Linked DNA regions of Homo sapiens: region 1 is linked to region 2. The links are chromatin loops, found by intact Hi-C in ENCODE. Cell type or tissue: sigmoid colon. All regions are shown on one strand.

The links. A loop is a pair of places that touch in the nucleus more often than their neighbours do. Peaks named below come from ENCODE experiments on the same cell type or tissue, not always from the same donor. Only the 100,000 strongest peaks of a DNase experiment are listed, where the experiment ranks them.
Region 1: a loop joins it to region 2, with 14 times the contacts of the local background. A loop is called at or near these places in 16 of 110 quality-filtered maps.

The regions. Positions count from the first base shown.
Region 1 is chr5:140,369,321-140,377,320 of GRCh38, forward strand. SLC4A9 (solute carrier family 4 member 9) reads left to right here. Exons shown (of 22, transcript NM_031467.3): 18 at 1,775-1,843; 19 at 2,131-2,304; 20 at 2,922-3,077; 21 at 3,425-3,523; 22 at 5,507-5,821. The coding sequence ends at 3,478. It overlaps ANKHD1-DT (ANKHD1 divergent transcript), which reads right to left. Exons shown (of 2, transcript NR_186045.1): 2 at 1,576-1,862. Among named protein-coding and RNA genes, the nearest start is that of SLC4A9, 13 kb to the left of the region's middle. In sigmoid colon, CTCF peaks have their summits at 3,739 (motif pointing right) and 3,938; a DNase peak (open chromatin) is centred at 3,781; H3K27ac peaks cover 836 bases.
Region 2 is chr5:141,037,816-141,045,815 of GRCh38, forward strand. No RefSeq gene overlaps it. Among named protein-coding and RNA genes, the nearest start is that of PCDHB1, 9.6 kb to the right of the region's middle. RefSeq lists enhancers at 2,671-3,605, 2,801-4,204. In sigmoid colon, a CTCF peak has its summit at 3,585 (motif pointing left); DNase peaks (open chromatin) are centred at 3,086 and 3,466; H3K4me3 peaks cover 1,340 bases; H3K27me3 peaks cover 760 bases.

The DNA of each region.
Region 1 (8,000 bases), 670 kb before region 2:
AAAACTTTGAGGCAAAAAGCCTTCACTTCTCCTTCACCAGAGGTATATGGAATATTTGCTATATGCAAGACTGCTAGGCACTTGGGAGAAGTACGGGTCAGTGGAATATTGAAAAGAAATATGGAACTAAGCCCCTACCAGCAACACACACAAATGAGCAAAAATTAAGTAACAAGTAATAGCAAAAAGGTTGAACAAGCCAAGACAGCAAGCAGTCAAGGAGGGTGTGGAGAATGTCAGACAAGGGTCACTGGCAGGACGACAAGAGGTTAGGGAAGGGAAAGGTCATGGAAGCTGGGTGAAAGTGGAGTAGGGAAAGAGCCAGATGGACCGGATCAGCCACTTACTAACTGGGTGACTCTCATTTACAGACATTTACAGAGCATAAACCATATGCTAGGCCGGGTGTGGTGGCTCACACCTGTAATCCCAGCACTTTGGGAGGCCGAGGTGGGCGGATTGCTTGAGCTCAGGAGTTTGAGACCAGCCTGTGCAACATGGCGAAACCCCGTCTCTACAAAAAATACAAAAGTTAGCTGGGCATGGTTGTGTGCACCTGTAGTCTCAGCTACTTGGGAGGCTAAGGTGGGAGCATCACTTGAGCCCAGGAGGTCTAGGCTGCAATGAGCCAGGTTTGTGACACTGGACTCCAGCCTGGGCAACAGAGTGAGATCTTGTCTCAAAAAACAAAACAAAACAAAAAATCCCAAAAAACAGAAAACCCTAAACAAAAAAACAAACAAAAACCCACATGCCACGCACTGTTCTAGGTACTGGGGATATAATGGTGCTCAAAAGAAATCATTTTTCTAACCTTACAACCTGGTGAGAGGAGAAAGATTTTTAAAAATTAAAACAAGAAGCCAGGCACGGTGGCTCACGCCTGTAATCCCAGCACTTTGGGAGGCTGAGGCGGGTGGATCATCTGAGGTCAGGAGTTCGAGTCTAGCCTGGCCAACATGGCGAAACCCCATCTCTACTAAAAATATAAAAGTTAGCTGGGCGTGGTGGGGGGTGCCTATAATCCCAGCTACTTGGGAGGCTGAGGTATGAGAATCGCTTGAGCCTGGGGGGATGGAGGTTGCAGTGAGCCGAGATCAAGCCACATCACTCCAGTCTGGGTGGAAGAACGAAACTCCACCTCAAAAAAAAAAAAACAAAAACAAAAAAACAAATTAAAACAAGAGAATAGGATAACTTTAGATAGTGATAACTTCTGTGAAAAATAAAAGAAGATAAGATGATTAAGAGTGCCAGGGGCTACTTTAGATGGGGCCTGAAGTTAAAAAGTCAATGAAGACCTTTCAGGGTGTCATGAGAGGAGGCATGAGTAATAAGAATAAACTGGTCATGAGAAAGTCTGGGGGAAGAGCATTTTAGGTGGAGGGAATAGCAAAGCAAAAGGCTTTGCAAGGGGTAGGAACAAACTTGGGCATGTTGAGGGAAGGAAAGGCGGTTAGTATAGTGGGAGCATAAAGAACAGAAGGAAATGTGATAGATAAGATTGGAATGGTAGGCCAGGTAATGGACAAAGTTACTTAGTCCCTCTGAAATTCAATTTCCCAATCTGTAAAATGAAGGCAATAATAACATTTACTTCATCTAATTGATTTGAGGATTCAATAAGATCGGCATGAAACATGTGAAAGGAAAGGCAAGGCCTGGGCAGACCTGGATGCTAGATGCTAGAGGGATCTAGGGCATCTGGGCATCCTGGGGCATCTGGGAGGTTGGCAGAGGTAAACTTTGATAACTCTCTGCTTCTTTCTACCAGTTCATTCCAATGCCTGTGCTCTATGGCATCTTCCTGTATATGGGGGTGGCAGCGCTCAGCAGCATTCAGGTGAGCCCATTAAAATCACCTAACAAAAGAAAAAAGAAGAATAAAAAGACAAACAAAAAAGAACAAAATTACCTAGCAACCCTACTCCTTTTTTCTTTTCTGCTGGCATCTCCTGCTTACACTTGCCAATTTCCCTCTTACTCTCTTTTTCCTGTCTCTCCTGGACTCAGGGACTCGGCTGCCATGCTCTCTGCCTGCTCCCAGTGCTGGGCTATGATAGCTATCAGTGACACCCTCCTATCAGGCTACCTGAGTGCCCTGCTTTCCTCTTCCTCTTGTTCCCCTAGTTCACTAATAGGGTGAAGCTGTTGTTGATGCCAGCAAAACACCAGCCAGACCTGCTACTCTTGCGGCATGTGCCTCTGACCAGGGTCCACCTCTTCACAGCCATCCAGCTTGCCTGTCTGGGGCTGCTTTGGATAATCAAGTCTACCCCTGCAGCCATCATCTTCCCCCTCATGGTAAGCTGAGGCAGGGTTGGGCTGTGTCCTGGAGGGTCTTGGGAGACTCTGAGCCTGGAAGGGTGGCCAAGGCCTCCACGAGAGGAAGAATCTCCCCTCTCACTCGCTGTGGCTCTCCCTGGTTGGGAATCCTAAGACAAAGAAAAAGATGGCAGGATGATACCTATGTATGGGCTAGTCCTGGGATACCTGATTCACCTCTTTTCCCAACCTCTTTGGAGTGATCAGCCACAGGTAAGAATATAAAACCCAGAAGAAATCTGAGGTCTTGGTAGAGGAAATGGTGACACTTTTATTACTCAGTGAGGTGATAACATAGGTGGCTTCTGGCCTTGTTCTTATTGAGGAAGTTAAGAGTCACAGGCTTTGCAGTAGAATCAATCTGCTTATATATCCCAGATGTGTGACCTCTGGGAAGTAACTAATCACTTGGGGTCTCAGTTTCCTTCCCTGTACAATGGGAATAATTTATTCTATCTACCTCATAGGAATGTGCTAGCATTCAGTGAAACTGATATACAATGCCTAGCACATAGGAAGTGCTCAATAAGTGTTACTATTGTTAATGTTCCTACTACTGTTGCTGACAGGCCTGGGCCATGTTTCTATTCCTGCAGTTGCTGGGCCTTGTGGGGGTCCGAAAGGCCCTGGAGAGGGTCTTCTCACCACAGGAACTCCTCTGGCTGGATGAGCTGATGCCAGAGGAGGAGAGAAGCATCCCTGAGAAGGGGCTGGAGCCAGAACACTCATTCAGTGGAAGTGACAGTGAAGATGTGAGCTCCAGGCTGGGTCCTCTCAGGAGAATGTGTCAGGGTTTGGGAGAGCGTTCTTGTCCAGGAGCTGTCCCTAAATAATATCTCCAGTAAGCCCGCAGATCTGATCAACAGTCACTTCCCTTATCTGTGTATGGACATAGGCAGACTGAAGGGGTGAAGGAAATCTTTCTTCATAGGACAGGGGCCCTCGATGTGGGTGGAAAGGGCTGAGGCTTCAGCTCAAGTGGGCTGTCTTTCTCAACTCTGATCTTTGTTTTGTCTCACTGTGGGTTTACCTCTATGTTGTCTTTCACTATCTGTCTTTCTATCTATTCTCAATCCATCTTGGGATCTGTCTTCCACAGTCAGAGCTGATGTATCAGCCAAAGGCTCCAGAAATCAACATTTCTGTGAATTAGCTGGAGTAGGAGTCTGGGAGTGGAGACCCCAGGAAACAGCATGAGGTGAGGGTGTGAGGGAAGTGCTCCTGATGTTGAGGATGGGAGGTGCGGGTTCAGACCTTGGAACTCTCCAGTGTGTTGGCCAGCCCTGTTTTCTCCTTACTCCAGTCCCTTAGGAATCCTAGATTGGGGGTGCTGGGGTGTAGAAGGGTCTCTTCCTAGCGAAGAGTAACTGGCAAGGGTGCCTGGGCTTGGCTCCCTGTGGTTCTGAAGTTTGGTCAGTAGAGGGAGCTCAAACTCACACCAAATGAGAAGTGGAAATGGGTGTTGTGGGGGGCGGTGCCCTGGCAAAAGAATGGGAAAGAGTGGGAAGGAAGAGGAAGGGAGGAGAAAGCCTGGTGCTCCTTTCCCTTGCTTGGAAGGCTCCCCCCTTAGGCTGCTGAGAACCACACTCCAGACTTGTGGAGGAAATCTCTATCACTTGTCCTCTCTGCCATTCCTTCATTTTATTCATCCATATATCAAGCATTTTCTGAGTACCTATCATGCAGTATCTTGGTACTAGAGATACAGTAGTGAGTAAGACAGTCATGGTCCCTGACCTCAGGAAACTTAAATCCCAGTGGGAGAGTAGACAAATAAACAGACAATTGTTAGAGTGGGATAGTGCTGATAAGGGAATAACAGGGGCCATGGGAGCAGGGCTTCTGACCTCTTCTTGGAGAATAGTAAGGTGGAGTGGTGAGAGTTGGTGAAGGTGGGGTGGTGGTGGTTGGGTGGTGGGTGTTCCATTTCTAAGAGGAAATGGTCCATAATTTGAAATCCAAATAATGAATAGAAGCTAGCCAGGTAGCTGGGCACAGCAGCACACAATTGTAGTGCCAGCTACTAGGGAGGCTGAGGCAAGAGGATTCTTTGAGCCCAGGACTTCAAGCTGTAGTGTGCAATAATCACGACTGTGAATAGCCAGTGCACTCCAGCCTGGGCAACATAGTGAGATCCTGTCTCTAAAAAAATTTTTTTTAAAAGGAGCAAGCCAGGACAAGATGGAGGGAAAATATTCTAAGGAAGGCCACAGCATGTACAAAAGCCTACAACTGGTTGCCTTTAAAAAGCTGAGCTCTCTTTTGGGGCTGGGTACAGTGGTTTACACCTGTAATCCCAGCACTTTGGGAGGCAGAGGTGGGTGGATCACTTGAGTTCAGGAGTTTGAGACCAGCCTGGCCAACATAGTGAAACTCTGTCTCTACTAAAAAATAATAAAATTAGCCGGGTGTGGTGGTGCATGCCTGTAAGAGGCTGAGGCAGGAGAATCACTTGAACCTGGGAGGTGGAGGTTCGGAAGTTGCAGTGAGCCGAGATTGTGCCACTGCACTCCAGCCTGGGCGACGGAGCGAGACTCCGTCTCAAAAAAAAAATCAAAAACAAAAATCTCTCTTTTAGGCCATAGAACACCCTCATCTTCATGCTTCTCCAAGCTCAAGAGCCTAAGAGCCAGGCCAGGCACGGTGGCTCACGCCTGTAATCCCAGCACTTTGGGAGGCCGAGGCGGGTGGATTACTTGAGGTCAGGAGTTTGAGATCAGCCTGGCCAACATGGTGAAACCCTGTCTCTACTAAAAATACAAAAATTAGCTGGGTGTGGTGGCAGACACCTGTAATCCCAGCTACTGGAGAGGAGAATTGCCTGAACCCGGGAGGCGGAGGTTGCAGTGAGCCGAGATTGCACCATTGCACTCCAGCCTGGGCGACAAGAGCAAAACTCCCTCTCAAAAAAAAAAAAAAAAAAAAAAAAAGCACCTAAGGGCCTCTGACACTTGCAATGGGAAATTTGGGGGACTGGAGACTGGAGAGAGAAAGGGGAATTCACTGGCTGGCCCCGAACAAGATCTTCTGGGCGCTCCTTATCTCTTATCACTCTTTTTGCTCTGTTCTTTGCAGTAGTATGTCCCCTGAGCACTTGCTTTGGCCTCACCATGTCTTCTATTAGTTCACAGGTGCTTACTCAGGAAGTCAGGACATTTTTGGCCTTTGGCTTAACTTCCAGATGCTCAGTCGGCTTGGGGAAGGACTGAAGGGCAGCTGCCAAGACCTCAGTTACCTCCTGACCTGAGGGTGGAGAGTGGCAGGAAGCAAGCATGTTTGCTGTGCACTTAGGAAAGGCTGGTGAGCCAGAGGGACTGATCAGGCCCCATTCACTCTCTACTCATTAAAAGGTCCTGAGCCACGAAGCGCTTCCCATTTTGAACTTTCTGTCCTCACAGATTCTGTTTGACAGAATCTAAGGGCCATCAGGGAACTCTTTTCATCTTGCAAAGAGAAAAAGCCAGTCTTTCCAGAATAAATATTCATCTGTTTGAAATAGTTTTTTACACATATAAAAATAATTTTTGGCTGGGTGTGGTGGCACATGCCTGTAGTCCTAGCACTTTGGGAGGCTGAGGTGGGTCCAGAGTAGCCTGAACAACAGAGTGAAACCTTGTTTCCACACACACACACACACACACACACACACACACACAAAAAAAAAAAAACCAAAAAAAAATTAGCTAGGTGTGGTGGTGCATGCCTGTGGTCCCAGCTACTCAGGAAGCTGAGGCAGGAGGATCGATTGCTTGAGCCTGGAGGATCACTTGAGTCTGAGAGGTCGAGGCTACAGTGAGCCATGATCATGCCACTGCACTCCAGACACAGGAACAGAGCGAGAACCTGTCTCAAATTTTTTTTTAAAAAAAGAAGCAAAAAAAGCCGGGTGTAGTGGCTCACGCCTGTAATCCCAGCACTTTGGGAGGCCGAGGTGGTTGGATCATGAGATCAGGAGTTCGAGACCAGCCTGACCAACACGGTGAAACCCCATCTCTACTAAAAATACAAAAATTAGCCAGGCGTGGTGGCACGCACTTGTAATCCCAGCTACTGAGGAGGCTGAGGCAGAAGAATCACTTGAACCAGGGAGGCGGAGGTTGCAGTGAGCCAAGATTGTGCCATTGCATTCCAGCCTGGGCAGCAGAGTGAGACTTTGTCTCAAAAAAAAAAAAAAAAAAAAAAAAAAAAAAAAAAGAAGAAGCAAGAAAAAAAATCTTGGGCTGGGCATGGTGGCTCACGCCTGTAATCCTAGCACTGTGGGAGGCCGAGGTGGGTGGATCACTTGAGGTCAGGAGTTTGAGACCAGTCTGGCCAACATGGCAAAACCTCGTCTCTACTAAAAATGTAAAAATTAGCCTGGCATGGTGGCATGTGCCTGTAATCCCAGCTACTTGGGAGGCTGAGGCAGGAGAATCGCTTGAACCAGAAGACAGAGGCTGCAGTGAGCCAAGATCACACCACTGCACTCTAGCCTGGGCAACAGAGCAAGACTGTGTCTCAAAAACAAACAAGCAAACGAACAAAAAACATGTTGATGCATGTAGTTGTAGTTTGTTTTCATTGCTAGGTAGCACTCCATTGTATAACTCTACCACAATTCAATTATCCAGTTTTCTATTGACTCACAGAATTCACTGGTGAAGCCACTGGGGCCTGGAGGTTGCTTTGCGGAAAGTTTAAGTTGATTCAAATTCTTTAATTTTCAGGTTCTTTATTTCTTCTTCAGCCATTTTTGGTGAATTGTATTTTTCTGGGAATCTATTGATTTTATCTAATTTTTCATATTTATTGACATAAAGTTATTATAACTCTTACCTGCTTAATATCTGTAGCACATTTAGTTATGGTTTTCTTATTTCTCTTTGTTTTTGATTCTTGGTTACTCTTGCAAGTTAAGCTATTTTATTAGTCTTTTTAAATTAACTTTTGGCTTTGTTGATCTTCTCTACTGAATGTTTCTCTACTTCATTAATTTCTGCTCTTTATTTTCTTCTTTCTGTTTTCTTTATGTTTATTGCTGTTTTTTAATTTCTTATCTCCTTTTTTTCAGCCTTATTTGTTTCCTAATGTAAACACTACTGCTATGAATTTCCTCCTAAGTACTACTTGTATCTTACAGGTTTTGATATATAATCTTCTCATTACCATTTATTTCTTCTAAGTATTTTCTAATTTCTACTGATTTCTCCTTTGATCCACAAGTTGTTGAAAAGTGCATTTAAAAATTTTCCAAACTTTTTTTTCCTTTATCTTTTTGTAACTGATTTCTAACTTAATTTCATTTAGATACTTATGAGGAGGCCAGGAGCAGTGGCTCATGCCTGTAATCCCAGCACTTTGGGAGGCTGAGGCAGGTGGATCACGAGGTCAGGAGTTCGAAACCATCCTGGCTAACACGGTGAAACCTCGTCTCTACTAAAAATACAAAAAATTAGCCGGGCGTGGTGATGGGCGACTGTAGTCCCAGCTACTTGGAAGGCTGAGGCAGGAGAATAGCGTGAACCCAGGAGATGGAGCCTGCAGTGAGCCGAGATCATGCCACTGCACTCCAGGCTGGGGGACAGAGCAAGACTCCATCACACACACACACACACACACACACACACACACACACACACACACACCTATCAGTTAGATACTTATGAGGCTAACTTTATGGCCTGGAATGTTGTTAA
Region 2 (8,000 bases):
TGTGAATATATTACATAGCAAGGGGAAATTAACATTGTGACAATTTGTCACGGCAGCAAATAGAAAAATAACCCAGAGATTTTAGATGGGAGTCAAGGAAAGCTTCTTTAAAGAGACGTCATTAATCTGAGTTGACATATTAGAAGGAACATGTCATGCAAAGAGCTGGTGATAACCCACTCCAGGTAAAGAAAACAGCAAGCTCAAGGACCCCAAGACTGAAAAGAGATTGATTAATGTTCTAGGAACTGTTGGAAGGTCAGGGCAATTGAAGTGTGGTAATTGAGGGAGGAAGTGGTTAATAAGATTGGAAATTTAGATAGGATTTGTTTATGCAGGGCCTTGTAGGCCATATTAAGGAATCTAGATTTTACTCTCAATGCAATGGGAAGACATTGAATTGTTTTAAGCATGGGTGCAACATAATCTGTCTTATGTCTTTTAAACAAACTATCACATGTACTCCATAAATACATACAATTTGCATCAGTAAAATTTTTTAGTATATTTTTATTGCAATATACCATACTTAATATGCACAAATCATAGTGTGCAGTTTAATAGATTTTTGCAGTGAATACACTCATGTCAAGAAATAGAATATTACCAAATCCTGAAGTCTCCCTCATTCCCCATTCCAGTCTTTATCTCCATCGAGGCAACCACTATCCTCACTTTAATCATCTTAGGGTAGTTTATACAATTATTGAGCTTTAAATTAATAGAATCATAGAAAAATTTGTTTCTGATTTTTTTCCTGCTAAACATTGCATTATGTCTGTGAGGCTGATACATATTGTTGCATGTAGTAGTTTTTAAAAAATTGTCATTGCTGTGTATGTTACTGTATATGGCAACAACAACATCTTTATCCATTTGGATTGCTTCCAGGTTTGAGCTATGATGAACATTCTTGTCTATGTCTTTTTGTACATACACGTAGGCATTTCTGTTGGATGTATACCTAAGAGTGCATATCTACGGGTATGTTTTATTGAACTTTAGTAAATTGCTGCCAGCTTTTCAGAGTGATTGTAACAATTTACACTCCACCAGTACTGTGTGATAGTTGGAGTTGCTTCATCCTTTCCAAGGCTTGAAAATGTCAGCTTTTATTATTTATTTATTTAGCCATGCTCTTGGATGGATACAGGCTTTTAGTTGTGGCTTAAATTTCCATTTCTTTAACAGTTAAGGATGTTGTAAACCTTTTCATATGCTTATTGGCTATTTGGATATTCTCTTTCATTAAGTGCCTGCTCACTGACTTAGTACTTAGGTTTTAAAAAGATAATTCTTGTTTCTATGGGGAGATTATATTAGCCAATACTACTAGGCACTTGTTTGGATCTTGAAACAACATGAATAAATTTTGGGTGTATGCACTGGAAATTTACAAGTGCTCTTTTACAGGGGAAATGCTACAGAAACACAGGTGTGCTGCAAAACACCATGACAGTGCAATTTATCTGTAAAATTGGCCATGAAACTGTGAGTCAAATCATGCATTCTGAAAAGTGTTGATCTATCTTAAGATATCTTACTGTTGTCCTCTCCAATACCAACTCCAAGGGAATATAATACTATCTTATGAATTGAATTTATTAATAAAATGGTGTCCTTTAAACACAAGCACTACAGAAATTTAATGACTGAAGGAGAGAAAATGCAATACTGCATAAAATTTAGTTTAGTGCCTCCAGAAAAAATTAATTTTACTAGTTTGAAACCGAGTTAGACGAATTCTGAGACATAAATATGTGAAGGAGAAAGGACATGCTGAATTAATGGGAGTTCTGGCTGCCTGCCAGGGGGATTCTACAAAGTCTTACAATACAAAGTAAATCATCCCTCTGGAGCAAGTGGTATGCCCCTCCAGAATGAGGAGGGCTCCGCCCAACAATAAATTAACTTTGTACAGCATGCTTTATTGCTCTGCAATGCATTCTGGCAGGCTTGCTTTCATTGTCTCTTCCCTTGGGCTGGCTTGCTTTGCTTGTCTTTTAAAGATGACTCAGCCAAACTTTTAGTCTTTGCCCTCATCTTCTCCCTTTCCCTACTCCTCATCCTCCAATTTTTCTTCCCAGAAAGGCAAAGCCAGAGCAGAGCCCCTCCCTTTTGGTTATTGTTCCAGCTCACTGAGTATTGGCCCTGAGACGTAAACGGTTTCTTTCCTCTTTTCCAACTTCATGGTTTACATTCATTTTATTAGGCTACCTCTGGCCCTCTCAGTTCTCTGAAGCTAGTGATCCTAAATATCTATGGCGTCTGGGCATGGGGGTGCTTTTCATCCCCGCTTCCTACTGCAACAACCCCTGCAATCCCCTCTGCAGCCCCAAGCAAGGAGATCCGTGTCGTCAGGAGTGCGGTGCAGCCACACATCCAAGGCTGACAGGGCGGGCACTCTGCCAAGTCCTGCGCGCTGCTCGCCTTCCACAACACCTTCCTCAGCTTCGTCTGTATTTGAAGAGCTTAGTAAATTAATTTCCCAGGGGCAGAGAAGGGAGGAAGAGGGAGTGTCTGAGGGCTGAAAAATGCAGTCGACTCGCCCTCTGCTGGTTAAAGATCCGAATTTGTCGCCGCCAAAACAACGGGGAATGAGAAAGCAATCCATATGGTACGGAAAAATTACAACAAAAACTCGGCTTAATTTAACCCACCTGTGAACCTTAACTGCCTACTGTTCCTCTTTAGCGCTGCTTACTTCCCCAGCACTGAGATTTAATTAGATTGATTCTAAACGCTAGCCCCTGAACTCATTTTCATTTGCCCCTGGTTTCTGCCGTTCTAAAACGCAAATAATCCCCACCCACAAGTTCTCTTCTTGTCTAATTAGTCGCTAAGCAACTGAAGATAACAACTAAACCATTACTTCTAGAACACACTCGTGTTTCACTCCAGTGTCTTTGCCTTAAATAGTAATTTCAAGCGAACAACAACAACAAAAAAATCAGCTGCTGTTTGTGTTTCCGAGATTAATTAATTGGAAATCGAGAAAAAGCAAATGTAGTCCGTCCCAGTGCTGGTGTCTTAGGAAAGCTGACAGGCAGCTTTGTGCAAGCCGAGGTATTGGCCGCCATAACGCACACTGACTTTTGTACCGCCTTTGCTGTCTTACGCATTTTGTCGGAATAAACCAACACACGGAGGTTGGGTAATCTAGCCCCTTTACCCTGTACAGCAAGACAGCATTTACGAGTCACTGAGATTCTGGAGAGTAGAGAGAGAAAAACAACCACAGGATTTTGCAATATGGTGTATTATTTAATATCAGTCTGTTCCTCCTCCAGGCTAAAAATCCCAAAACAAGGGGTTCCTACCCCCCTCCACCTCTGGCATTGTAAATTAGCCAGTCACGCGACCCTTGGAACCAGTTGGGATTGGCCATTTCCTTTGTGTGGTGAAAATCTCTGCAGCGAGTCATGGGACCGAACTGGGCGGTGTCGCTGTCCGTGGCCATGGTGCTGAACTCTGGGCGTGGCCAGAGAGATTTCCTTTACATGACAGCTTCCGGTAGGGCGGGGTCGGGGTCGCGTTCCGAAAAGTGGATCCACCTGCCACCTGGTGGCAGATGAGGAAAATGCTATTGATAAAGTGTAAAGGGTTCTTTGGATTAAGACTTAAAACTTAAAAGACACAAATTGAAGATTTGGGGCGTCAGGAAGTGGTTTTTTTGAGAGATCTGCCTATTTTTAAAGAGAAATGGAAAAATTTAGAATTTTCAGAGTGATCTCTCGCTTCTACTCAAAATAATTTACGAATATGTTTAAATTTCTCCAAGCATTTTTTCCAACACATCTTGTAATCAAATAGGTATTTTTAAAGTATCTGTATATATAGGTATTTAGAAATATTTACTAAAACTTCCACAGGGTATATTTTACTGAAAGAAATACTAAGGAAGCACTATGTTGTTAGCCAAAAATATTCCAGGAAGCTTAGCCGAGAGTGCTACTCTGATCTCAGTTTCTGGAAGATGAAAAGTGTGACTATATTTAGGAATTGGTAAGAGGTGGTGGGAATTCTAGGATGAAAACTCTTGTTTTTTATTTTTTCCAAGCCTAATACATAAACTATCAGAGTGCTAAAAATACAGAAAATTTATGGTATGTTTATTACTTTTAGTCTGTGTATATTATTTACACTATTTTACACAGTGATGATTAAGTTACTGTGAATTACATACATCCAGCTTCAGAGGAGGAAACCTTAAGTTGCTTTGTAAGTACAGATCTTGATAAATAGCAAGAAAAAATAGGGGAAATACCTTGTTCAAGTGTTGTTTCAGAGTCTTACTGTATGTTCAGGTGTATGGGTTACAGTGTAAAATCAATTCTAGCAAGTTGAGAGTGAAATAAAATTCTTTCCCAAGCAAACAATCTTACCACTCTCAGAAAAAAGACCCATCCCAGGGCACATTTGGTTTTATAAGTCAACCAGCCCAGTTAGTATTTCCTTTTCTTATAGCTATTTTCTCATTTACTCTTCTATGGGTCTTAACATAGAATAAAAATATAATAGCATAGTTACTTAACATAAAAGTTACCATTTCTGTTTTAAGGTTTAAAACAAAATTTTGTTGAATAGATATTAATTTCAATAAAAATGTAGGTACTGATTTTGGTGTTAACTGAATTTTCTATAAAAAGGAGAAATTGATAAGTGCTTATCAAGGGAAAGAATTATCACTCTAATATAGTCTCTATTTGATTAAATTGAGACGTTTCCAAACACTTGTCAGATTTCCTGGAAAGACATCCATAGCCTGTTCTACCAATATGAAAAAAAGCATGAATAGTAAGAAGATGAAAGACATCTGTTTTAAACAAGAGTGTACTACAAATCCAGTCTATAAGTGGTATTGGTTTATATTATGGCTTCTTGTGTTACTGTGGGAGAAGGAAACTTTATACGCACATGCACAGGTTGAGCAATAAGAGGCATTCTCATTTAAAGCAACAGATGGGAGATCAAGAGCAGCTGCAATAAACTGAGCTGCCTAAAAAGGACTTCTATCCACCAAAGCATCCTGTTTCTGCTAATATGAATAAGAAACCTTAAAAGCATGAAAAGACACAATGGAAGAATAAAATTTTAAAATAGTACTAAAGTTTACAACTGCAGGTGTGACCTCAATGTTTCAAAATACACCTACTCCTAAAAATAGACTTTTTTTTTCAGGCTTAAAAGGTATATATGAATGAAAATTAGAGGTGACCCCAAATATTAACCTGCCTGTTAAAATTACTATTACAATAAATATTATCAATATTAAAATTTTAAAACTACCTGAACTTTGGGTACAATAGTAGAAGCAACAAATCAGAAGAGATGCTCCAATATTTTAGTTAAGGTATTTTTTTTCTAAAAGAAGTTGAAAATAGTGAAAAAATTATCATCAGAACAATTTCAGAAACATTTAAACCTATGACTTAAAGATGAATAAAAATAAACAATACATTTTACATTAATGTTAGAATCAATTTTGATCTAAACTAATTTTATAAGCAGAAAATGTAGAGTCTTAAAGGAAAGAACATTGGGTAAAAAGAATTTGTTATTCAATATGCGACTAAGTACATTTCTCTTGCCTCCCTGAGTGGATTTTCAAAAAAGTTAATTAGCACTTAGGTAATAGTGTAATAATTCCAAAATTCTTTAATGTATATCTTGAGATTTATTTTGATGGGTAAATATATTGATGCTGTTGTGAACTAAGGCTTCTCACTTTGGGACAAGGAAAATACAAAATATGAAGTAGGGGAGGAAAATAAAGATATCTGTATTAATGTATTGAAAGTGTAAGTCTCATGATCCCATATAGATATACGTATGCACATACACTTATACTATATATATATATACAAATATGTATTTATTCAAGGCAAGGATCATTCATGGATGTTGGAAATCAATGGTTAATAAAATTGTTTTGGGAATAGCATATCCTCGTAGTTTCAAATCTCTCCACAGATCACTAATTAATTATAAAAAGAATTAAAAGGTACCTATCCAACTGAAAAATTTGATGGACACCATTTTATAACCAAATTGCCAAACTTAATATCACCAGTGATGGAATAAAATGACATCATATGCCCTCTGATGTGATACATTGAGAAGAACACAATATCACTTATGTGGTATTTTTGCAAAAATATTTAACCTCAATCTAACCAAGGGTAAACACAACAAAAAATTCCAAATTGAGGGATATACTGTAAAACAACTCTTTAAAAACATCAGTGTCGATCATTAGAGAAATGCAAATTAAAACCACAATGAGATACCCTCTCAAACCAGTCAGAATGGCTATTATTAAAAAGTAAAAAAATAACAGATGCTGATGAAGTGTCAGAGAAAAGGGAGCACTTATACACTGTTGGTAGGAGTGTAAATTAGTTCAACCATTGTGGAAAGCAATGTGGTGATTCCTCAAAGAGCTAAAATCAGAACTACCATTTGACCCAGCAATCCCATTAGTGGCTATATACCCAAAGAAATATACATCATTTTACCATACAGACACATGCACACAAATGTTCATTGCAGCACTATTCACAATAGCAAAGGCATGGAATCAACCTAAATGCCCATCAATAACAGATTGAATAAAGAAAATGTGGTACATATACACCATGGACTACTATGCAGCTATAAAGAAGAACCAGATCATGTCTTTTATGGCAACATGGATGGAGCTGGATGCTATTATCTCTAGCAAACTAATGTAGGAACAGAAAACCAAATACTGCATGTTCTCATGTATAAGTGGGAGCTAAATGATGAGAACTCATGGACCTAAAGAGGGAGAATAGAGACTGGAGCCTACTTGAGGGTAGAGGGTGGGAAGAGAGAGAGGATGAGAGAAAATAACTATTGGGTACCAGGCTTAGTACCTGAATGATGAAATAATCTGTACAACAAACCCCTATGACATGAGTTTACCCGTATAATAAAACGGCACATGTACCCCTGAACCTACAATAAAAGTTTTTTTAATAAATAACTAACTAAATAAAAACAGCGGTGTCATGAAAAAGAAGTTAGTGTCATTAAAAAACAGCATCATAAAAATGTTTTCCCTGTTTCAGTTTAAAGTAAACTAGAGAAACATAACAACTAAAATCAATGTGCAATCCTTGATTGTATCCTACATTAAAAAAAAAAAACCAGCACAAAGAACATACTTGGAACAACTGGGGAAATTAGAATATGAAGTATGTATTAGATAATAGCACTGTATTCATGTTAAACTTCCTGAGTGTGATAATTTGTATTGAGGTTATGAAGGATACTGTCCCTGTTTGTAAGAGGTACCTGTTGAGATATTTAGGAATGATATCATAATGTCTACAGCTAACTATGCCAAAATAAAATGTTTACATATTACATAGGTTAGCTATTGTCATAGAATGTAGTGCAACAAAATACTTCAAAAATTAGTAGCTCAAAGCAACATTGATTCCCATTGATGCATCTTGGGGTCAGAAGATTTAGGCTGAGATCAGCCATGCTCCGCTTCAATATGTAGGTTGTGTCCAGTGCTGTTCCACGTGTCTTTCATCACTCTTTTATCAATAGACTATCCAGAGAATGTTCTTATGAAAGTAGCAGAAGAGCAAAAGGACAAGCCCAATTATGCAAGCACAACTTGCTTCACTCTGTGTATTAGTTTCCTTAGGGCTTCCACAAGAAATGACTACAAATTGAGCAGCTTAAAACAGTGGAATTTTATTCTCCTGCAGTTGTGGAGGCTAGACGTCCAAAATCAAGAAGTCAGCAGGGTTCCACTCCCCCTGAAGGCATAGAGGAAGATCCTTCCTTGACTCTACCAAGTTTCTGGTGGTTGTGGACAATCCTTGTAGCAGCATCAGTCCAACCTCTGTCTCTGTCATCATGTTGCCTTCTTCCCTATGTGTGTCCATGAGTCTCCAAAATCTCTCTCCTTATAAGGACATCAGTCACTGGATTTGGGGCCCACCCTAATCAAGTTTGAC